Linked DNA regions of Homo sapiens: regions 1 and 2 are each linked to region 3. A link is a loop called in an ENCODE intact Hi-C map of the cell type or tissue named here. Cell type or tissue: dorsolateral prefrontal cortex. All regions are shown on one strand.

Region 1 (8,000 bases), 200 kb after region 3:
TTAGCTGGGACTACAGGCACGTGCCACCACACCCGGCTAATTTTTTTGTATTCTTAATGGAGACAGGGTTTTACCATGTTGGCCAGGCTGGTCTTGAACTCCTGACCTCAGGTGATCTGCCTGCCTCAGCCTCCCAAAATGCTGGGTTTACAGGCGTGAGCCACTGCATCTGGCCTAATTGCAGTGTCTTCTCACCCACTGCTTTATCCAGCCCTCTCAACAGTGCTTTGAAACAGGAACTATTACTGTCTCTACAGGTAGGGACTGAAGCCCAGTGTGGTGAAGCAGCAAGCTCAAGGGCACACAGTGGGTTGAAGGGGCAAAGGCATAAGTCTTTCAATCCTAATACCCACCCAGAGCACCGATGACAGGACCTCAAGCAACATGACTGATCTCACCCCTAGAGCCATCAACTTTATAACAAAGCCTCCAGTTTGTAAAGAATGCCACATACTTTTTGGGAGATGACTTGTCACCCCTATCTAATGGATAAGGAAAGTAAGGCTCAGAGGTATGAAGGACATGGACACAGGTTAGCAGCAGAGCCAGGATTGAAAGTCAAGTGTCCTCACCCCCAGCACAGGCTCCTCCTGCTGCCCAGGGTCTGCAAAGCTCCAGGCTGTCCCAGTGCCAGGACACTGTCATCCAGGGGCAAGCGAACGCAGTATCCTAGGCAGGTTCCCATAGCCCTGAATCTGGCTCTCTGGAAGCCTGTGCGCCTCCTCTCAGTCTTTCAAAATGGAAGGTAGTTAAAACCTCAGTCCTATTTTTCTTTTCTTTTTTTTTTTTCTTTAGAGACAGAGTCTTGCTCTGTTGCCCAGGCTGGAATGCAGTGGTACAATTACAGCTCATGGCAACTTCGACCTCCTGGGCTGAAGATCAAGTGATTCTCCCACCTCAGCCTCCTGAGTAATAGGACTACAGGTGTGTGCCTGTAGTTAATTTTTTATTTGTGCAGAGACAGGGTCTTGTTATGTTGCCCGGGCTAGTCTTGAAATCCTGGCCTTAAGCGATCCTCCCACCTCAGCCTCCTGAGTAACTAGGACTACAGGTGGGTGCCACCGCACCTCGCTAATTTTTTATTTCTGTGCAGAGACAGGGTCTTGCTATGTTGCCCAGGCTAGTCTTGAAATCCTGGCCTTAAGCGATCCTCCCACCTCAGCCTCCCAAAGTGTTGGGATTACAGGCATGAGCCACTATGCATAGGTGGCTATTTTTTGTACAAGAAAGCCAAGGCTCAGAGAAGGTAAATGTCCTGCTCAGGGTCATAGGGCAGAACTATGTCCTGGGAATGGACCTCTGATCCCTGGCCTGGTGCCCATCCAATTGAGTCAGCCAGAAACAGCATTCAGAACTCTTTTCCTGGTGCCAGCTTCTTACTGGGTCTCAGCTTCACAGTCTCTAAAATGGGTTCATTAGTAGAGGCCCTAAACAAGCCTAGGTTTGAGTTTTCTGAGGCAAAGAAATTGAGTGATGCTTCCAGTGGGAGGAGCCCCATACAGTGACCAAAGGGCCTGGCTTTCTGGACAACCAACTTCACTTTACCCAGAGGGAAACTGAAGCCAAGGAGGGAGCCAAATGGCCTTGGGGATCCAGTGATTTAAGGACGGTGAGATAAGGAGGGCCAGGCTTCCCTACCCCAGCCTGCAACATCCAGGAGAGAATCCTGCTGGTTGAGTCCTGGGGCCCACCCTGCTTCCAAACACTTCACAGAGAAAAAGCTTTTTACAAAGACATTTATTTTCCCCAAAATATACCCCCAGTTTACAAAATCCCTCCGAGTCCCACATTTAAATTAGAAGTCCTCACATCTTCCATTCCTGGGGCAGGGAGAGATGACATCCGGAAGGCATCAGAACGTCTGAAGTCTCACTCTACCAGAGGCCAGGAGCTGGCCAGAGGCAAGCCAGGAAAAGACTGCCCCAGCCCCAGAATAGCACCATGGTGGGGGTGGGGGGCAGTCCCCTCGGTGTCCCCAAAGCATTCCTGGCCCTGCCCTGCCCCAGGCTCTGCCTTTTCTGCTGCTATGAAAGGTCCAGAGGGCCTTGGTGCCTGCCCACCTGCCCACACCTGGACAGACATTTTGGACACCACCAGATTCTCTAGCCGTGGCGAGGGGCTATGTCCCTCTCTCCAGGTTTCCGCCCCAACCCCATGCTCTGGGTAAGAATTATGGGTGGGATGGGGGTGAGGTATCCAGGAAGCCTTGAGCCACAGAGGAGGTGTGGAGCAGGGAGCCAGGCAGGAGCCCCCTGCAAACCGCAGGGTGCAGTGTAGTTAGTTGTCTGTCTCCCAGCTGGATGGGGAGTCCTTGAGGGAGGAACTTTATCTTCCCACGCAGGGCCCCCAGCACCTAACACAGTGCTGACATCTGTAGTTGCTCAATAAACATCAACTGAATGGATACATGAAAAGAAAGGAACAAAGAGGTGAGAAGGCAGAGGGACAGAAGCTGACCCCCAGGGGCCCCATCACAGACCCCTGGAGAACCAGTGTGACCAGCACATGCTTCCGTGGGGAGGATGGGCAGGGGAGAGGGGCACTGCAGAGGAGGCTGGGCCAGGGGGGAACCACACGTGTTCCAGCACGTGCACCTGCAGGTCTCCATGCACAGCTGTGCATGTGGTGGGCGCAGAGTGCCCTGTCTTCACTTGGGGCAGGGAGGGAAAAGGCCAGTATTAAGGCTAGAGCAAGAGGAGGAAGGAGGGGAAAGGAAACAGCTTCTAGACTCCAGGAGATGTTGAGGCCGCACTGTCCCTGTCTGAGAAGAAAAGATTCTATGCAGGTGGAAGCAGGGCTGAACATGATCACTAGTGTATCACGGCCATTGGAGAAACAAGGCCGGGGTGACTATGCATCGTGTCTTTGGTGAAATAAGGCAGGGGGTCAGTCAGTCTGAATATTGCATCTTTTGGAGAAAAAAGGCAGCCAGATGGTCCACGCAGCACTGGAAGAAGAGGGTGGTGATGTGGTCAGTGTACTGTGTCCCTAAGAAATGTATGTACTGTGAAATAAGGCAGCAGGCAGGATGACTTAGAGAACTAAGGTTGTGGGTGGTCTGTTCATTGTGTCTATAAGAAAAAAGGCAGCAGGATGACTTGGGAATCATGTCCATTGGAGAAATAAGGCTGCACAGTGGTCTGTGTATCGCATCCTTTGGAGAAGGAGCCCACCTGTCAGAGCAGGATGCATCTGTTGGGGGCAGGGCTCACAGTGCAGCCCCATTGCAGCCAGAGGGTAGGAGCTGTAGGGAGGGGTAGCAGCTCCCTGGTCCTCATGGTCAGGCTATTTCTTGTCCATCATCTTCATTTCATGATGGGAAGAAAAAAAAGGGAAGGGAAAAGCATTAGATGCCAGAAGATCTATTTTTGGGATTATGCCAGAAGCCCAAGCACCTGGTCAGACTTCAAGTGGGGAGTGTGTGTGAGACAGCAGCCCAACGGACAGCCCCCGTGCTGACCACGGCCCTGGAGGCCCAGACACAGATGCAGGTGCCAGGCACGCCGGGGCACCTGAGGGGGACCACCTCACGCAGCCCCCTCTCAGTACCCACAGGCCCACAGCCCGATACACTTCCCTCCACTCTCCCTCTACGTGCAACACTTTTCCCTTCTCATCTCCTGTTTGTCCATCCCATCCACCCTCCAAGGCCTGGCCCAACTCCCTCGTCCAGCAGGCAGCCTTCCCAGTGTCCCCTCCACACTGGTTTCCCTGAGAGTGACACGGCAGGGGCCCTCCTCCTTCCCTTGGGCTTCCTGTCTCCATGTGGAGGGCCATCCCAAAGACTCATCTTTCAGACCCCACTCTGCATCTGAAGCTGAATGGAGACTTGGGAAGAAGGGCTTGGGCCCTTCCCCTGCCCTCTCCCTCACCCATTCTTGGGGCTCTGTATGTCCCTGGGGAGAGGAGAAGAGCTCCCCCATCTGGGCACTGCCTCTGTGGTTGTCCAGCATGGCCAGAGACTGAGGGGGCAGGCTGCCTCACCAAGGAGCAGGGTTAGGAAGCAAACTGGTTTGCCCATCCAGGCCACATTCTCCAGCAACTCTTCAAAACCAAGCTGACTTTTTTTTTTTTTTTTTTTTGAGATGGAATCTTGCTCTGTTGCCCAGGCTGGAGTGCACAGGTGCAATCTCAGTTCACTGCAACCTCTGCCTCCCAGGTTCAAGTGATTCTCCCGCCTCAGCTTCCCAAGTAGCTGGGATTACAGGCATGCACCACCACGCCCGGCTAAGTTTTGTATTTTTAGTAGAGACAGGGTTTCACCATGTTGGCCAGGCTGGTCTCAAACTCCTGACCTCAAGTGATCCACCCACCTCGGCCTCCCAAAGTGCTGAGATTACAGGTGTGAAGTACCATGCCTGGCCTAAGCTGACACTTTTTATCTCCATCTGCCCAGCTCTTCTATGGTTATTTGATTCTGAAAAACAGGAAGGAAATGACCTATCTCCTGTATTTCCAAATGTCATCACTGACATTATAACAATAGGCCCAATAATGACTATGGACATTTACTAACCACCCACTGTGCGCCAGGGACATGGCTACCCAGCTGAACACTTTTCTAGCCTCCCCTGAGTTAGGGCTCATATGCCTGGGTTCTGACCAATGGAATGTAAGCGGAAGTGATGCAGGCTACTTCCACTCAAGCTCTAGAAGGAAACATATCCTTCCTTTCTCTCCCTCTTGGCTCTGGAGGGGGCGTGGGAGCACAAACAGCCTCTTAGACCTAGGAGTGAAAGCTTGAAGTTGAAGAGGGCAGAATCCAGGTAAGTGGAACCTGGCTCCAGGTCATCAGTGGTTTTACGATTACCTATGCTCACACTATCACAGGAAGGAGGAATAAACTCCTGTCCTGCTTAAGCCTCTGTCGTATTTGGGTCCCATCAGAGCAGCTGGGACCTTGGTTACTCAGCCCTCTGCCATCTCACCAGGGGGAAGTTGAGGCTGCTCTTCTGCAGAGGGGGCCTCAGGTCACTAGTGAAAGGATGATGCCTACCCACCCTCTCAGCCTCTCACACACAGATGTGTGCATACACAGACACAACCTCAAGCCCAGGTGTCTTTACCTTCTTTGCTGTCAGAGTGTTTCAGAGGCTGCAGGGCTGTAAAAAAAGGAAGGCGCACACGGTGAGGGAGGAACCATGGGAAGTGGTGGGGTAGGGAGTCAGGCAGAGGGAGGAGTGAGGGCTGGAAGGGGCGGGACAAGTCAGCAGAGTGGGACCACTTCATAGCACAAGGGAAGGGGCCCTAGGTTGCTGTCCCAAGCCCCAGTCCCAGGTCCCAGTTCCACTCTGTGGCTTGTCATTCTCCTCTCTGGGCCTTAGTTTTCTGCATCTATAGAATGGGACAACCCTCGAGCCCTCCACCTCCAGCTGGAGATGCGGAAGTGCCCTGAGCCCAATGTACACACAGGGTGATGTGAGAAGCTAAAGGAGGCTGGCAGATTTGCAGGTGGGCCTGGGACCATGTGGAATGAGACTGACCAACTCCATCACCCACACTCTTCTCCTCACTCCCTCCCTTCTGCCAACTACATCTGCCTCTGAGCATGAAGAATGAGGTCTGATCCCAGAGCTGTCTCTACGCCTGCCACGCTGGGCACCAACAGGCAAAGAATTAATTGGCATAATTTATAGCAGTCCCCAAGTGTCAATCTCCTGCCCTTCCTTCTGCGGGGGTGGGGAGGGAACTGGCATTAACTGGAACCATCCCAAATGGCTCAGCGGAAACCTGCCTCTCCCAGCCCAGGATCCCCTGGGAGTCGGCCATGGGCACCAGTGCCTTGGCACCCACCCAAGCTGGGCCCCCAGCTTACTGTGCCATGCTCCTATGTCCTTTGCAAGTACCTCCCTCTCCAGTCACCTGAAAGAGCTTCAAAACAGCCCTCTGGTGCCATCAGGGCAGGGTCAGGATGACATTTTACAGATGGGAAACTGATGCCCAGAGGAGCAAGGCACCTTGCCCAAAGCTACACAGTCTGTAACTAGAACAGTATTGTCTTAAGCTGTTTGCCTAATAGTAATAGGACTCCAGAGTATTAAGCACTTGGCACTAGATATGATACTAGGTCCTTTATATACATTATCTCAATTAATAATTCAAACAACCTATGAATCTGTGATTATCCTCATTTTACATAAGAGGAAACCGAAGCCAGAGAGGCAAAGCATCTTGCTCAAGGCCACTCTGTTTACCTGAGATGGAGCAGGAACTTAAACCCAGACTCCCTATCTCCGGAGCCCCTGCTCCCACCCCTAGGAAGCCACCAGACTCCACGGTGTGGGGCCAATCAGGTGGAATCGGCCCTGGCAGATGGGTAAAGGTTGGCAGGAGAAATGAAGCCACACCTGGGAGGGAACTGGGTGATCCACTTCCTGCCTAACTCTGGGCAAAGAGCAGACTCACCGGGGTGGGGAGGTCTGAGTCCACAGAACACATTTCATTCAAACCTTACAGCAAATCTGGCCCCTCCAGATCCTAGAGTCCTCTCTCCTTTCCCATATGTCCCTCTCCCAGCCAAGAGGGCCAGCTCCAAGTTCAGACTCACCTGTCTTGGAGCCTTCTCCCTCCCCATCCTGGTCCTCAGCTCCTGCAAAGGCAAGAACTCAGAATAAACAAAAATCTTTTGCAAGCCCATTTTCATGCCAGCACTTTCCCACCTGAGAGTGCAGGAAGCTGGTGAACAGGGCCTGAGTGGGCCTGACCTGCGGACCAAATGCTAGACACGGGTTAGAGCCCGAGAGCAGAGCACAGCAGAGCCGAGCCTGTGACAACATGAAGGGGCTCCCAGCCTGGAGCCCACCACTCACCCAGCCAAAAACTACCCAGCCTGGCGCCCCCACCACTCACCCAGCCAAAGACCATCCACCCAGCCTGGAGTGCACCACTTACCCAGTCAAGGACCATCCACCCAGCCTGGAGCCCACCACTCACCCAGCCAAAGACCATCCACTCAACCTGGAGCCCCCGCCACACACCCAGCCAAAGACCATCCACCTACCCTCCACCAGCCCACCCACCCATCACCTCACCCATCCGCTCGCTCAGTAGCCCTGCCAACCATCAACCTCCAACAGATGTAACCAACCAGCCGTCTACCTGCTCATCCTTCCACCTGTCTACCTCACAAGTACTCACCTATCTGCCAACTGACCACTCTTCTTCCCTCTCCTTCCCAACCTCCAGCCATCCCCAGCCTCTGACTACCCATCTACTCTCATGCATCTGTTTACCCACCAGGGTCAACTCACCACCCACCAATGTCCTCTCACCCACTTACCAGTCACCAATGCCAGCTCGGGCTGACCCTCAGCCCCGCAAATGGCAGCTGCTTCAAACTCACTCCAAGGCAGGCACGATCACCCCCAGTGCCATGCACGCCCCTGGCATGCCTACATTTGTGCCGCACAGCTTCCATGCTCTGGCCTGCTCTCTCACACACACGTGACTGACTTACACTTTCACAGGCACACTTGTTGGCACACACTCATCCCTTTGTAGCACTTGGCCTTACACTCCCACCACCTTCCAGTCACACTCATCCACATTCATCCTGTGGTATCTGCACATGGACAGACAGGCTCACGCTTGTTCACACACACAAGACGTAGACTCAAGGTCACACACAGACAAATCCAGCCCCATCTGCACACACACACTCGTTCTGTCACTAGAAAGTGACACTCTATTGACATCAAAGACAGCAACATACCCCAAGACACATAAGTGTGCATGCGCACGCACACACATACACACACACTCACCTGCATTCTCCTCCTCACAGCTCTGTTTGATCTTTCTCCAGCACACGAAAGCCAGGGCCACCAGCAGTGCAATGAGACAGACAGACAGCCCCACGGTCACCCACAGGGCCTCTGGGGGGAATGTCATAGGCTGCCCTGAGAGGAAAAGTAGCAACAGTGAGACTGTCATGCCTGGCCCCATGTCCCGGAGGACAGCACCATTGGCTCCAAGTGTGAACAGGGGCTCCCACCCTCACT
Region 2 (8,000 bases), 110 kb after region 3:
AGAGAGACAGAAAGATAGAAAGTGGGGGCAGTCATTCCCGCTGGGAAGAACTGCTGAGCAAAGGTGCGACCATGGGGAAGAGACTGGCCTGGGCTGGGAAGGGAGGTTGAAGCAGGAAGTCAGGGGCTGTGAGGTCAGCCTCTGTCTTTTCTAGGTCTTAGTTTATGCCTCTCTCAGGAATGTCTTTTCAGGGTTCCTCCCGTGTGGTTGGAAACCTCAGACAATGTTTCCTGCCTGCTCTTCCCACCCAGCGGGAGGGCCACACACCCAAGCAGGAGGTGGGGAGGGTGCAGGCAAGTCCCTCCTCCCTGGATCTCCCACTTCCCACCTGCACAAGACAGGTTGAGCTGTGCAGTCTGCCAAGGCCCTTCTAGCCCAACTGTATCCAGATTCTTAGGTCTGTGGCCAAAGTCAGACCAAAGCAGAGGTCACCTCTTGGCCCACTTAGTGCAACATAACTGCCAGCGCCTTTGCCTCAGCCAGATGGGTCCAATTCCACAGTGGCCTGCGGGTCCTCAGCACCCCTCCCCCACCAAGTCAGGCATTACCTCCTCAGCCTGCTCTCCAGGAAGGCCTTCAGAGTCATCCTCACCTCCAGACCTTAGCTCACTCTGCAGCCCTTCCTGCTAATGTCCTTGCTCCTCCTCTCTGAGCAGAGGGCACAGCCTCCAAGGGCCAGAGGAAGATCCACACGGTGTTCTTTCATTCAGCCTTCCTGACAGGCTGGGAGCGGGTGCTGGGCGGGTCCTGCTCAGGATCTGCCTTGAGGAGCCCCCATCCCCGCTCCTTTAGGGCCCTTCGCTGAGTGTTCCGTTTACAGGGGCCTCGTCCCCTCTGAGCACCAACAGGCTGATGTACTTTTGTCCTCACCTGCTGTTAATCGTGCTCTGCTGTTAGGTTCGCTTCGTAGGAGGGCACCGTGTGGACATTAGGAGCATGGGCTCAGCAGTCAGACCCCTGGGTTTGTGTGTGAGGTCCCACTCCCCAGCTGAATGATCATGGGCAAGTGAGAGCCCTCCCTACACCTCAGTGTCCTCATCTGTAAAATGGGGATAGTGATAGTGCCTATTCCGGGGTTACTATAAGCAGTGCATGTGACTATGTATGTAAAGTGCCAAGTGTGGCACCTGCCATATCACAAGGGTTCCATGTCACTTGGGGTCAGTGTTCACATGTTACAGTTGTTAGGACCCAGGCAGGTCCCTCTCCATGTGTCTCCAGGCTCCCCAAGGGCAGGGCTTTGGAGGGGTGTGGAGGTGCAGAATGCATGGTTGAGGGGGTTGTATCATAAATGTACTTTGGGTTATTTCACTGATCCCTTGAGTCCCATTGACTCCCAGGGGGTCTGAAGGAAGGGGTGGCAGGACAGATGAATTCTGAAGTATGGAAAGCAGAGTTTGCAGCTTCCCAGAGGGGCTCCTGGGGAGCTGGGGTGCCTCATAAGCCCTGGGATGGGGGCCCCTGCTAAGGATGACGCGGCTTTGCCCACACTGGGCCTCATTCAGTGCCGGGAAGACTGAGGGAATGACATCGAGGGACAGGCAGGTGCAGGCTCCCTGATCAGGCTCCCCAGGCCCTCAGTCCCTGAGCCCATTAGTCAACAAATGTTTCTAAGCACACTCCAGGCTGCTCCCTTGGACCAGGTTGGAACCCCAGGACCCTGTGTCTACCTTACTGCAGACCTGGACTTGTGATAGAGAAGGTAGGGGGTCCACCAGGGAGGGGGCCAAGCCAGGAGGGGGCATGAACCACACCCCTGGAGAAAAGGTGGCTTCCTGGGACTGGTATTCTGGCTTTGGCCTGTTTCCTTCCTAAGTTCCCCCAGGGCCCAGAATGGGGCCTGCAGTTGGCAGCTGCTCAGTAAACCTCTGTTGAGCGAATGAATGAATGAGTGAATGAATGAATGCATTAATGAATGAGTGAGTGAAAGCCAGATTTGTGTCACTCAGCAGAGCACACCCATGGGATGCTCCCCCAGCTCCCCAGGAAAGCCCATCCTCTCCAGATCCTCCCACTCCCCCAGCCCCTGACCCGGCCCAGACCCTCTCCCTGCCCCATAAGCAGCCACGGTCTCTGCCCCACTCTGACCCTAGCCCCCGCTCCTGCCAGTCCTGCAGCCCCGAGTAGACTTCCAGGCAAGCCAAAGAGGGACGTCAACGTGCGGGCTTTCTGTTGTCACTAGCTGGCAGGTCTCAGGTAATAGCGCCTGTGGAGAACTAGCTACCTTAGCCAAAGAATTTGCAAATGCATGCCAGGAGTGGGTGGGTGAGCAGAGGATGGCAGAACGCCTCGGACTGGCTCCTTCCATGGGCGCCCCACTCCCACAGCAGGGTGGCAGCTGGGCGAGATTTCTCCCACACTCTGAGAGCTCCTCCCTCAGGACAGGCTGCAGAGGCAGATGATGCTGTCCATCTCTGGCCCCTTCCTGTCCTGCAACTCCCAACCACACTACTGGCTACCCCCGAGTGGCACTACCAGGCTACTCCTGAACTAGAGGAAGGGCAAAGGGAGTAACTAAGGCTCAGACCAGGGACATGTCTTGCTCCAGATCAGATAACAACCTGCCTGTGGAGCTGGTAGACAGACAGATCTACCTGTCTGTCTCCCTACCAAGGGGGGAGGTAGAGATTGCTGGGCAGAACGCACAGGCGACTAGCCCAGGAGAGAAGCTGCACCCACAGACCCTGTGGTCGCACAGACCCAATGTTGGCACCTCAGGTCAAGGAACAGCTGTGGGAGGAGGGGAGGGGCAGCTCCCCAGCCATCTAAGAGTGTCTCAATGGCAGCTCCCCGCTTCCCAGAACTAAGGGTGTCAAAGGGGCTAATTGTTTTCCAGCTAGGGTGACCAACTCATCTGTTTGTCTGGAACTTGGCTGGTTTTTGCATGTCCAAACGGGCTCCAGTAGAGGCCCTGATGGGCCACTTGGAGCTTGCCGCATTGTCCTGTCAGGACCCTCAGTGGCCATAATGAGACAGTGACAAATGGGGCATCTCTGGTAGCCCTCCCCAGAGGATGGGCCAAAGTGCAGGCCTCTGGCCTCTGAGGGAGCAGGCCCAGGGCCCGAGGCACAACTACTCCACCATGGCATTCCTGGGGCAATTGGCCAGCACGCCCAGCCAGGCTCAGGCTGCCCTCTGGTCCTCTCCTCAGCTGGCTCAGTGCCTGGTCCGACAGGGGCTGAACATCTCTAACTGGGTCACCGCCACCCCCACCTTCACCATCGCGCCTCCATCAGAGATAGCGTGTCAGCTGCAATTAAGAATTTCAAGTTGCAATTAAAAATTAATTGGAAACCGTAGGTTGTTTATGTCTCTCTGACCTCCGTCACCCTTATGGGGGAAGACAGGTGAGAGGAGGAGGAGGACTTTTTAGAGTGGGTATCTGTGGGAGGAGGGGGGCCTCTGAGCTGGCATAGGTTGCAACGGAGCAGATTTCTCCTCGAGGCTAGAAGGAGTGACATCAACCAGCTGGCCTTGAATGCCACAGTCCCTGAATTCTTTGAGAGCCCCAGAGCATGGAGATCTGTGGGTGGGAGAAGAGAGAGACTAGAAGGAAGGCATAGAGGAGAACTGCTGGCAGAGCGAGGCCTGGAGGCAGAGGTCAGGATAAAATTTAGGTCTGCAGAGGGCCATAACCAGGAGGTGTTCTGGATCTCAGGAAACAGTGGCCTGCAGGAATAAGAGAGCGCTTCCTGGAGGAGGAAGGAACACTAGACCTGGAAGGGCCAGCGGAGGGCACAAGCCTTGAGGAAGACAGGCAGAGGAAACAGAGTGAGGCACTGACAGCCAGCAGTGTGCGCAAGGAATTGGGACCACGTAGGGCGGCTTCCTCAGATCCTCATGAGCTGCACCTGTTGCAGGGTGGGAAAGGTGGGGACCTCCAGCCTCCCATTCTCTGAAATGGCCCACATGGTCTCTGGCCCCACGTTCTGCCTGCCAGGCCCAATGTGCAAGGCTCTCCGTCATATTCTTAGGATGAAAAGACTGAGTTCACACTCCTCGCCCTCCCACCAGGGCTTGGTATGACCACAGTGATCTCTGTGTCTCCAGGTGAAGGTATTTTGCCTGCTCAGTCCCCTATGGACACCGAGGCCAAAGTCCCCTTAGCATTGTCATCTTAGCTGCTGCCTTCAGGTGATCCCTGTTCCCTCTACATCTCTCAGCTGGCCCTTCCAGGTCTAGTGTTCCTTCCTCCTCCAGGAAGCCCTCTCTCATTCCTGCAGGCCACTGTTTCCTGTGATCCAGAGCACCTCCTGGTTATGGCCCTCTGCAGACCTAACTTTTATCCCATCTGTATTGGTAATAAATCAGTCTAGTGTTCCTTCCCCATCCCCACTCAGGACTCGGCAAGAACAGGTACTGGGTTATTTTCTACTCCATGATGCAAATACTTGATCTAACAGCAGTAAATGCAAAAGGGCTGTCAATAAAACACATTCTAAATGCCAGGTCATGGGTTTGTACCTCAAAGCCCCAGACACAGTGAGCAACAAGGACTAAAGCCTGGGTGACAGACTAAAACAATGATTGAGTCTGCTTACTTGGAGAATGTCTATGGCTTTTTCTCCCCCACAAATTGTGTAAAAAATAGAGAGAGAGAGTGCATGTGTGTGTGTGTGTGTACACGTGTGTCCATGTCTCTTGCTGTTCTATGCACCTGTGGAGTGAGGGCCCACATTTTACCACATTCTTAAAGGGGTCAGTGAATTAGGATTTGCTTTCAGCCGTTAATAACAGAAACTCAACTATAGTGGCAAAAGCACATTTGCAGTTTATTCTCTGCCAAAAAAGAAGTCTGGAGTTAAGCTGTCCAAGGTTGTATGGCAGCTCCATGATGCTCAGGAATCTACTTTCCTTCTATCTTTTGACCTACCATCCCTTATATATGGCTGTCATCCTCGTGGGCCCAAGATGGCTACTTGAGCTCCATTCATCACATCCACATTCTGGGCAAGAAGCAGAAATAAGGAGGATAGTGAAAAATAAAAGGGCACATGTTATCTACCTGTCTTTCCCTGAAGGGATATTCCCCCAAATCCTCCCTACAACATCTGCTTAAAAATCCACCCCACAAAATCACTGGTGACATGTAGCTGCAAGGGAAACTGGGAAATGTAGTCTTTTAGCTGGGCATCTTGCCACCTAGAGGAAAACTGAAGTGTTCTTATTACTCAGAAAAAAGGAGGAGACTAGGTACAGGGAATGCAGTCAGTAGGCTCAGTAGGCTCCGCCATAAGCAGCAACTCCAGCAAGCTGAATAAGCCTTAAGACCTTGAGCTTGGCTGGCCTGGGCCAAGATTTTATCTCTTCCAGGGAGGAGAGGGGCTGCCCACGATCCCGGGACCACCCCTGAGCTACACCTCCCTGCTCACAGATGGCAGGAGGCCAAAGTCCACTCGGGCAGGTGCTCAGCAGAGTTGCCACTTGGCTGGAGTCTGTGGCTATGCAGGAGAGAGTTGATGGGAGAAGGAGAGGCCAGGTGAGGCCCAGGCCCTGAGATGGGGAGACAGACCAGGGACTTGATTCTTTTGTTGTCATATTTGCTGTTTCATTGTGCGTCTAAATTGTGGGCCTCCAGGAGGCAGTGGGCACCATGACCACTCCCTTTCCACAGCTCTCTTTTAATGAAACACCTTTGCCTGCCTCTGGCTCCTGCCAGAAAAGGCAAAGGAGGCTGCCCAGAGCCTGCAATCCACCCTGCTGTTTCAATTAGGAAAGATGTGTCTTCTGAGGATGTCCACAGTGAGGCTGGTAATTAGGGAGCAAAGTAACTGCCTGCTGCTCTTTCAAAACTGACTTGGAAATCTTGAAGGGGCTGTCTGGGTGGCTCCTCGGCCCTCCTGGTTCCCTCTTATCCAGCACCGTTTAGATCCTCACCCCCAAAAAAATTAGTTTTGAGCAATTAGGGGGTTAGGTGATGGGGAAGCTAGACACCTTCCCAAAAAGTAATTAAACATGTGATGGATATGGTGAAGGAGAATGCCGGATGGGAGGGACCAGCCACTAAATTGGAGAGTTGACCAACGGGAGAGATGGAAGAGGAAAAGCTCCAGCCTCTCTCCTATGGGCCTAGGCCAGGGAGAGACAGGATTCAGCCTCATGGGATAGCAATGGAACACATTCATTCAACCAATGTTTCCTGAACACCTGCCATGTGTCAGGTTCAGTTCTAGAACCTGGGGATGCTGCAGTTTACAAAGCAAAGGCCTAATCTTATGGAGCTTACAGGTTAGCTGGCAGAGGTGGACAGTTAAAAAAAAAAAAAGAACAATTAAACACAAGGGCTATGGAAAAATCAAAGCAGGCTAAGGAAATAAGGAGTGACGGGGGTGGTTTGCTATTTTCTACTAGCTGGTCAGGAAAGACGTCAGCTGAGATGAGATGGAAAAGCCATGATAGAGTAAACCTTGAGGGTCACCTGGGCTTAGGGGCTGTAACCAGCAGAGGGAACAGCCAGTGCAAAGGCCGAGAGGTGGGGAAGTGCTCAGCATTTGTTGAGACACAGCAAGGAGGCCAGTGTGGCTGGAACAGAATGAGTGAAGAGGAGAGCAACAGGAGGGGAGTCAGGTTGGTAAGGGAAGGTGGTCATCAAGGGCCAAAGAGGCCACAGTGTCAAGTACACTGAGGGTATGGAGCAAAGCACCAGCCTGGTGCAGTGTAGAAAAAGTAGTCTGAGGGGCCAGATGTGGTGGCTCACTCCTGTAATCCCAGCACTTTTGGAGGCTGAGGTGGGCGGATCACTTGAGGTAGGGGGTGGGCGGATCACTTGAGGTCAGGAGTTTGAGACCAGCCTGGCCAACATATTGAAACCGTGTCTCTACTAAAAATACAAAAATTAGCCAGGCTTGGTGGTGTGTGCCTGTAATCCCAGCTACTCGGGAGGCTGAAGCAGGAGAATCACTTGAACCCAGGAGGCGGAGGTTGCAGTGAGCCAAGATCACACCACTGCACTCCAGCCTGGGCAACAGAGCAAGACTCCATCTCAAAAAAAAAAGAGAGAGAGAGAGAGAAAGAAAAGAGCCATCAATGAGGCTTCCTAGAAGAGATGGGACCGATTCAGATGCAGAAGAGGACAGGCACATTTATGCAGGGAGGGGGCAGACTGATCCATTGCACTGGGCAGGCACAGAGGCTGGCAGGTGAACTGCAGCAAGACAGTGAGTAGCAAGGGTAAGTCTGTGCGCCTACCCCATGCCCTTGGAATATGTCCCACCAACTGCCTCCCTGGCCACCTTTCTATTTGTGGAGCAGTCATCACGCCCCATGTTAGACACGGCTGCTGTTCCAAATGGATTATTGTAAATGATTTAATCACCCACATTAGCACTCCCTGGCTCCCACGTGGGGGCTCTGGAGCTTCTCCTCTCACATCGGCCCTGGCAGAAGCTTTTCTGCAATTTACTCAGGCTACCGGCACATGAAGAGGTTTCCAAAGTACTGTTCCTGCCTCCAGTGGGGGCATAAGAGGATCCGCTGGGGTATGGGAAGAAGCTATTAGAGCTTCTATTTATATTTTGTTCTTTATCTTATACTTTTAATATGACTATTGTATATATTTTATAACATATAGACTATATTAGCACAGAAATACATGCATATAATTTATGAATGAATTAATATTGATATGTATTAGGGACACGCTTAATTTTTTTTTTTTTTTTTGAGACTGAGTCTCACTCTGTTGCCAGGCTGGAGTGTAGTGGCGCGAACTCGGCTCACTGCAACCTCTGCCTGCTGGGTTCAAGCGATTCTTCTGCCTCAGCCTCCTGAGTAGCTGGGACTACAGATGCATGCCACCACGCCCGGCTAATTTTTGTATTTTTAGTAGAGACGGGGTTTCACCATGTTGGCCAGGATGGTCTCGATCTCTTGACCTCATGATCTGCCTGCCTCAGCCTCTCAAAGTGTTGGGATTTACAGGCGTGAGCCACTGCGCCCAGCCCACACTTACTTTTTTTACTGCTGGGAGTGAGCTGCTGGAAGTGTTTAGGGTCTGCTAC
Region 3 (8,000 bases):
TTACCTACTTGACATGGCAACCACATACCCCCACCCCAGCCCACCTCCCAGTCAGCTCCTTCCCAAGGCAGTTGATAGTATGGAAAGGGCTTTCCAAAGATGCCCTGCAAGCCCCGTGTCCCACCATCTGCCCTAATTTAGGGTCAGTACATTCTGCCAGGACCTCATCTACTTCTCATAGTATAGTTTTGCTTTCTCAAGAATTGGAGTTGTGAATCAGCCCTTGAGGTCTTCCTTTAATCTGTATCTTGCACACTTTACAGCAATCCCCAGCTTTCCTGGCACGAGAATGTACCTTCTCTGGCTTTCAGTCCAGGCCAACAGGCGTTCTCTTCTTTCCTAGTCTTTTGATCAATTCAGCTGGGATCTGGGAGGGAGGAGAGTTCTGCACCAGCATAACAGGATATTGTGTGGGACTCTTCCTCCTGTTCTGGAATTGCAGCTAACACCCAAAGCTGAGTACAAAAGGCACTGGGGACCCTGCCTTCTGCATTCAGAGGGTTGTCAGTGGGTGGTCAGCAGCTAGTACCATCTCCCTCCCGCAGGGCTGATGGCTCTTCTCTCATCAACCACCACCACCTCCCACAGTGACTGGAAGAGGAGCAGGGGATGGAATGGTCGGTTGCCATGTGGGGAGGGCAGTGTTTGTGGTAGAGGCTGCTTGCTCCCCTCTTCACGGGAGATGATGGGTGGGGTGGGTGCCTTTCCTCCCTGATAACATAAGATAATTTCTTGTAAGGAGAGACAAGCATACCATCCCCCAGGGGGGCATCTGCTTAGTCTGTGAACCCCCTTGTATACCTCTGAGCTGCCTGAGTTGGGGAAGAGGGCAATACAAGACAGATGGTGGAGTGGAGAGAGAGAGCTGTGTGAGGTGGCTGGGCTCAAGTGGACAAGCTGGTGTCCCACCCATGAGGGCGTCTCTCTAGGGCTTGAGAGAATGCACAGGCTGTCCACGAGACAGTCACCAGGGCAGAGAGGAGGGAGTGGAGTAGCCAGAGAAGCAGTGACAATCCACCTAGGAGAGGACATGTGAGAGTTGCTTCCAAGTCCCTCTCCTGGCCCCGCAGTCACTGAGAGACTAGAAAAGTGATAGGGAGGCGGATCTGGAGCTGGATGCTCCCCTCCATTGTGGCCTTGTTGGTGGGGGAGGGCCAGTCACCACTCTCATCTGGGCAGAAGTGGGAATGGCAGGAGAGACAAACAGGAAGTCTTGATTAACGAAATGAGACAGTTCTAGTAGATGAAAGTGACGGCGGAGTTGTGGGACGCAGCCACGATGTCATTAAGATCCCTACCACCCAGTAGGAAAGGGATTTCAATAGAGCACAGTTGACTGTGTGTGTGTGTTGGAGGGGAGATTATTAACAATTTCACGTCTACATCCTAACAAATTGAGGCCCTACAAAAAATGTGCTACACTTGAAAAAAAGTCCTTAAATGAGGAAGAAAACAGCTTTGGAACTTTTTAGGGGTAGAGGATTGCAAAAATGTGGGATGGGAACATGTGGGTAGTGAGGATAGATGGAAGAGACTTTCAGTAGAGGACCCAGGGGGTCGAGAAGCTAGTCCTTGTTCTCTGGCTTGCAAGTGACAGAAGCCCAACTCACACTAGCCTGAGCAAAAATGAGGATTTATTGGAGGATCTTGGAGCATCTCACAGAATCTAAGAAACAGCCCAATAATTGAGCCAGCAGAGGGGCGGGGATGTGGGTGGGCCTTAGAGACATCTGGAACCAGGGATTTGCAAGCCACAGCAGCCCCACCAGGTTCTTGTTTTTGCTTCTTGCTGCAGATCAGCCTCATTTGTTCTTTTCCCAGAAGACTGGTTTTGTCTAAGACAGAAAATATGACCACTGACAGCTTCTGAGTGTTGTAACTTGGAGGTTATGTCATGAGAAAGAAGTGAGTCTCGGTGTCCTTGAGTCTGAAAACACCAGAAGAGGGGCCTCCCTGGCTGTGATGAGTCCTGCAGAGGAACAGGGCTATGCCACCCTAGAAGAAAGAAGGTCAGACAATTGGGACAGGTGTTCCTAACAGGAATCTAACAGCCTGACATCATGGCCTTACGCAAACATGAGATTCTGATGATCCCACCTTCCCTCCACTTCCCAGGAGTCATGCCAGCTGCAGAGGCCCTGATGAAACTCTGTCCTTCATCTCTCGTGAAGCCCGTGGCAAGGGCAACAACCACCACAACAGTAATGCTAGTAGCTAGCATTTATTATGCACTTTGCCTCAGGCCCTGGGCTGCACTCTATGTGGATTTTTTTTTGAGATGGAGTCTCGCTGTGTCGCCCAGGCTGGAGTGCAGTGGTATGATCTTGGCTCACTGCAACCTCACCTCCCAGGTTCAAGCAATTCTCCTGCCTCAGCCTCTGGAGTAGCTGGGACTACAGGTGCGTGCCACCACACCCAGCTAAGTTTTGTATTTTTAGTAGAGACAGGGTTTCACCATGTTGTCCACGCTGGTCTCGAACTGCTGACCTCAAGTGATCTGCCTGCCTTGGCCTCCCAAAGTGCTGGGATTACAGGTGTGAGCCACTGCGCCTGGCCTTTACATGGATTTTTATTTCATCCTGACTGCAGCTGTCTTACTCCCCTCACTTTGCAGACGAGGATGCAGAGACAGGGAGAGGTTAGGAGCCCAAGGTCACACAGCTAGTGAGAGGCAGTGCAGGCACTCTGCCTAGGTCAGTCTGGTTCCCAAGTCCATGTTTGCCATCATCAAGCTCCCTAGCCTGCAGGATTGAAGGTCTGGCCCTGGGCATTCCCAGAGGAGGTGGAAAAGTTCACTGGTCTGGTTGATGGTTCTGCCACATGGACTTACAAGGCATCACAGCCAGAGCCTGAGGAACTTTCTGGGGCCTGTGCCCTTCACACCACCAGCTGTGCCACCACAGGGTCTCTAGACAGTCATCATGAGCACCTGGGAGGTGATGCTCCTGTCTGTAAGCAGCTGCTGTGGTCAGTGAGTGGCTGCATAGCTGGGTCCTCCATCCTGGTGGCTTTGGGGACAGTATAGGCTCTGGTTCTCTTCTCCCTCCATTCTTTACCTCCTTTCAGTCTCTTCCCTTCTGGTTTTCCCCCTTCCTAGACGCCTGGCTTCCCTGGGCCTGCTGCACCTGCTCTGGCTAGGTTGGAGAGGGCTGCAGGGAGGACCGCAGTCAGCAGAGGGCGCCAAAGCCTCTCAACACAAGCATGGCCCAGGCCTGGCCCAGAAGGAGAGCGCTGAGAGCCAGGACTGGCGGGCTACGTGCGCCCTGTGGATTCCCCCATTTCCCATGCTTCATCCAGCCATGGGCCTGCAGTGCACTCACAAATGTGCATATACCCTCCTGTGTGTGTGTTACACTCATCAAATTGTCTCTGAATTTGCTTGGCTTCATGTGTTCCTGTGTGTGTTTATGTGTGTGTGTGGTGTGTCTGGTGTATCTGGTTCCCCAGGAAGCACATTTGACAGCCCCACAGTCAGGGTCAGGGCACAGGGACAGATACTGTGTCTATAACAATCCATAACACTGATTTTGTTCATCTCAATAAATGTGAGAATGAAATAAAAATTAATGTAGAATATTTTGTACATCTCAATAAAGCCACTTTCTGGGGGCAGGCATTATAATTCTAGCCTCTGTTCTACTGTTTGATAGGTAAAGAATAACTTTCCACATAGGGAGAGGAATGGACAGCTACCCAGCCCTCCCACTGTTACAGGCCTGGGCTAGAAGCTTTCCATCTAGGCTCCTGGTTGACCGTACTAGCAGTCCTGTGAGCCAGGCAATAGTAGTCCCATTGTACAGATGAAGACAGTGAGGCTCAGGGAAGTTAGAAAACAATTTCACGTCTATACCCCAACAAATTGAGACTATACAGTAAGTGTGTTACACTTGAAAAAAATCTTTCTTAAAAGTAAAAGAGAAAGAAAACAGCTTTGGAACTTTTTAGGGGTAAGAGATTACAAAATGTGGGAATGGAACATGTGAGTGAGGATGGATGGAAGAGGCCATCAGCAGAGGACCCAAGGGGTTGAGAAGCAAGTTCTTATTCAGCTTGCAAGTGACAGAAGCCCAACTCACATTAGCCTGAGCAAAAATGAGAATTTATTGGAAAGATCTTAGAGCATCTCCCAGAATCTAAGTAAGAGCTCAATAATTGAGCCAGCAGAGGATCACACAGCTAGGAAGTGGTCAAGCTAAGATTTGGTTCCTGTCTCTCCAATTTCAAAGTCTATGCCCGTTTCACACTTTCTAAAGCTGCCCTCTCAAATTTGTGTTTTCCTTCCATGCAGACCCCACCAAAGATGAACTTGAGAGCAGCCCGGTGAAGTATCAGGAGCAGCAGCTGCTCATGGCTAGAACAACTGAGCTGAGAAATTCATGTTGACAGACAGTTTGTGGCTGATTTCTACGAGTCAAAGAATAAGGAACTATATTTAGCTGCTTGCTCTGGGCTAGTTAGCTGGTGGGGAGTGAGGGCTCAGACTGGGGGAAAAAAAGAGGAGGAGGAGCAGGAGGAGGAAGAGGAAGAAGAGGAAGAGGAGGAGAAGGAGGAGGAGGAAATGAGAGAGAAAGAGAGATGCCCAGTTGTCTGCTGTCTGGCCTGGGGTCCTTACCCTCAGAGTTGGGTCTCTGCAGCAAGCTTTGCATGGAATTGTGGTTGGTGGGGCCTCTTTATAAAGTTAAGACCTGCCCATATTACTAGGCTGGTGGGACAGAGAACAAGAGCCTGAAGAGGTGAATCTTCCAGGCTTGCAGATCTCTTCTCTACACACATGACATCGGTGAATGAGTCATTCTACACTTGGGGGTTCTGGAGCTCTGTAAACCAACACTCAGCACAACTCAGATCCAAAAAATAGTACTCAGCACTGCACATACATTCTTGATGGCATAGGGGTTAGCTTTGTCCCTTTGATTGACTTGACCTCAGTCTTCTCCTCCTCCTGGGTCAGGAAAGCCCTTTTCTTCCTCTCAAGGGAAAATCGAGGCACTTGCCCTGGATGGACTTGGGCTTGGATTTCCCAAACAAGCTGCTTCCCAGAGGAAGAGAGAGGCAAGAACCTGCCTCCTCCTCCCACAGATATCTGAGCTCTGCCAGGCCTGCCTTCCTCCTCCGTGTACCTTGTCCTCTCCACATGTAACCAGTGGGGCTGGTCCCTCATCCTTCTTTCCAAACTGCCACCACCCTCTCCACTCCAGATTCCATTCACTCAAAGACATCAGGGAGCAAGGTTGAGTATACTGACAATTTGGGTGGGAAGATTCAGAAGATGGTCTCATACCCCACGGAGACACATGAAATCCTTCTTCCATAGTTCTCTCCAGCCTCTCCCCGACCTCCTCCCACATACGTCTCCCACTTCCCTAGCCCCTCCTGTCCCTAATTTGCCTACCCAGCTCCTTCAAGATGGCAGCACAAAGGGTCACCTGTGACCAGAACTCAGCTTCCTGGGAAGGCAGTGGAGAGTATAAATTTATGGAGACAAAACTTTTCTCTATTTAGAAGTAGCACAACAAACTTTCTGGGACTCTTGAGTGTGAGCAGCTTAGAAAAACGGGACATGAAACTGAAGCCCAGCAGACATGCCCATCCCATCCACCCTGCTGGTGACCAGGAGCCAGTCCCTTGCTGAGAGCCTGGGTTTCCTTGACCGACACCGAGTGATACCTGAGTTCTCCCAATGTTCAGGCAGGAGCTCTTTGTTCCAGACTGTGCTGTCTTGATGGGGAGGCACAATGATCCCTGGGACAGAGGCCAGGGAAGGGCCCTGGAATTCCCAGCTTGGTCCTATGCTGCTCAGTTGACTCTCCCAAACCTCCAAGCCAACTGATTCTGCTCTGCCCCTTTAGGGAGGCTCCCAGCTGGGCCCTGGAGCAAATGCTGTAAACCCACAAATCTGCTCAGGGTTTTATCCCACCTGGGGGCCACAGATTGGTGGGAGAATGGGAGGTGAATAAAGGCAGTGGTGGCTCTTTAAAGAAAAAAAATGCCCTGGTTTGTAGCAGTTGCCAATTTCCATGGTGTAAATACTCCCACCACAGCCAATTTCAAGCTATCAACATGATGTCACTGAATGCAGAATTAAGAAAAGGTGTGAAAATTTCTTTTTTTTCCAGCAAGCTGACTTCAGCACACCACTGGACAAGGTAAAGTGCCTGAATCCGGGGACTCTAATCTAAAGGTTGTACTGAATTCAGCCAGGTAGAGCCAAGAAACAGACTGCTGAGTCGGCACATCCCTTTCTCAGGTTGATTTAAGAAGGGAGAATAACTCAAGGGAGCATTATGAGGGAATTTCAGAAACAATCAGATCATTTAGCAATTGAATTGTCTAAATATTTTTTCCTAATTTAAAGTTGCGTGTCATGTGAGTAATTGGACAATGCATTATTGAATTACTGAGGGATTTAATGCCTAAATTGGAGAAGCAATCAAACATTCACATCTTCAAGTAGTTGATGGACACCTAAGGAGGTATTCACATGATGGCTGGGGCTAGAGGGCGTGGGAGGCCTTGTCCTAAGTGGGCCCTGAGCCTCTCTTGCAAGCTGCCTCATGCACCGTGGGCCCCAGCTAGGCCTGGGCTGCACCCTCCTGGGCCCCCTCTGCTGCTACGGTCTTTGTTTGTCACTCTCCAGTTTGTGTTTTTGTCGCTAAATTCTTCTATTTTTGCCCTTGGCTTCCTCCACTCTGTCATTTCTTCCCAGTCTCAAGCTGTCTCTCGCTCTCTGTTTCTGCCTCTGTCTCTATTTGCTGTCTCACTCTGTCTTCCTCCCTCCATCTGTGTGTTTTGTTTTGTCTGTGTCTCCATGTCTCTCTTACTCTTCTCTCCGTGTCTCTTCCTTGCTGTCTCTCTCCATTTCTTTTGGAGTCTCTCTCTTTTCTACACACACATCCCTGGCCTTTGTCCCCCAGTCCCATGAGCTCCTCTCGTCCCTCCTTTGGTTTCCACTTCACCCAGCTGCACTCTGACCCCTGGCTCCACATCTATCTTGGCACCATGCTGCCAGTCAACACCCCTTCCCCCAAGCTGATTCTGCCCTGCCTCAGACCTGGGACCTGTACTATGAACCCATAGACATACTCAGGATTATGGCACATGGCGGGAGGGGAGGCCATGGTCACTCTTTGAAGAAAATGAAACCCCTGATTTGTAGCAATTGCCAATTTCTGTGGTGTAAATACTCTTGCCATAGCCGATTTCAGACAACCCGCATAATGCCACTGAATGCAGAATTGGAAGAGGTGCACAAGTTTCATTCTTTTGAGCCAGTGCAAGCTGACTTCAGCACACCACTAGGCAAGAAGGGGCTTCCTGCATGCCTGCGGGGGCTGGGGAGAGTGCACACATGGCTGGCTACAGAGCAGCCCACTGTAGCCTTATAGAGCTCGACTTTGGGCCAACAGCCCACTCCAACCTGGTTAGTTCTTCCTTGTGGCTGACTCATAGAAGTGCTCACCTTAGGATGGGGCAGGAAGCCCAAGGACTCACTGACCTCTAGACTTAGAAGGAAGACTTCCTAGATGAAATGCCTGGGCTAAGTCACAAAGCAGATGAGAAATTTTGTGTTGCCAGAGTATATATATATATATTTTTTTGAGACGGAGTCTCGCTCTGTTGCCCAGGCTGGAGTGCAGTGGCGTGATCTCAGCTCACTGCAACCTCCACCTCCCAGGTTCAAGTGATTCTCCTGCTTCAGCCTCTTGTGTAGCTAGGACTACAGGCATACACCACCACACCCAGCTAACTTTTTTTATTTTTAGTAGAGAAGGGGTTTCACCATGTTGGCCAGGCCAGTCTCGAACTCCTCACCTCAAGCCCCTCGGCCTCCCAAAGTGCTGGGATTACAGGCAAGAGCCACCGTGCCCAGCCCAGAATATACATTTGAGGCTGGAAAAGGTAAGAGTTGGTGTCAAAGAGGCAGACCGAGGGCAGGATCACTGAGGTCTTGAATACTGAGTGAAGGGGCCTGGTCTTTTCTTATTGGCATTGAGGAGAGT

Evidence for each region. A loop is a pair of places that touch in the nucleus more often than their neighbours do. Peaks named below come from ENCODE experiments on the same cell type or tissue, not always from the same donor. Only the 100,000 strongest peaks of a DNase experiment are listed, where the experiment ranks them.
Region 1: a loop joins it to region 3, with 7 times the contacts of the local background. A loop is called at or near these places in 37 of 110 quality-filtered maps.
Region 2: a loop joins it to region 3, with 2.7 times the contacts of the local background. A loop is called at or near these places in 7 of 110 quality-filtered maps.

Annotation. Positions count from the first base shown.
Region 1 is chr15:73,708,237-73,716,236 of GRCh38, reverse strand. CD276 (CD276 molecule) reads right to left here. Exons shown (of 10, transcript NM_001024736.2): 7 at 7,764-7,898; 8 at 6,548-6,589; 9 at 5,067-5,102; 10 at 1,723-3,303. The coding sequence ends at 3,281. Among named protein-coding and RNA genes, the nearest start is that of CD276, 28 kb to the right of the region's middle. In dorsolateral prefrontal cortex, no CTCF peak of the experiment used is centred here; a DNase peak (open chromatin) is centred at 3,946.
Region 2 is chr15:73,791,852-73,799,851 of GRCh38, reverse strand. No RefSeq gene overlaps it. Among named protein-coding and RNA genes, the nearest start is that of INSYN1-AS1, 28 kb to the right of the region's middle. RefSeq lists enhancers at 1-378, 379-1,058, 1,646-2,604. In dorsolateral prefrontal cortex, no CTCF peak of the experiment used is centred here; a DNase peak (open chromatin) is centred at 3,125.
Region 3 is chr15:73,903,646-73,911,645 of GRCh38, reverse strand. It overlaps a transcript of TBC1D21 not described here. Among named protein-coding and RNA genes, the nearest start is that of LOXL1, 19 kb to the left of the region's middle. RefSeq lists a silencer at 3,143-3,262. In dorsolateral prefrontal cortex, CTCF peaks have their summits at 2,976 and 3,179 (motif pointing right); a DNase peak (open chromatin) is centred at 3,185; H3K27me3 peaks cover 855 bases.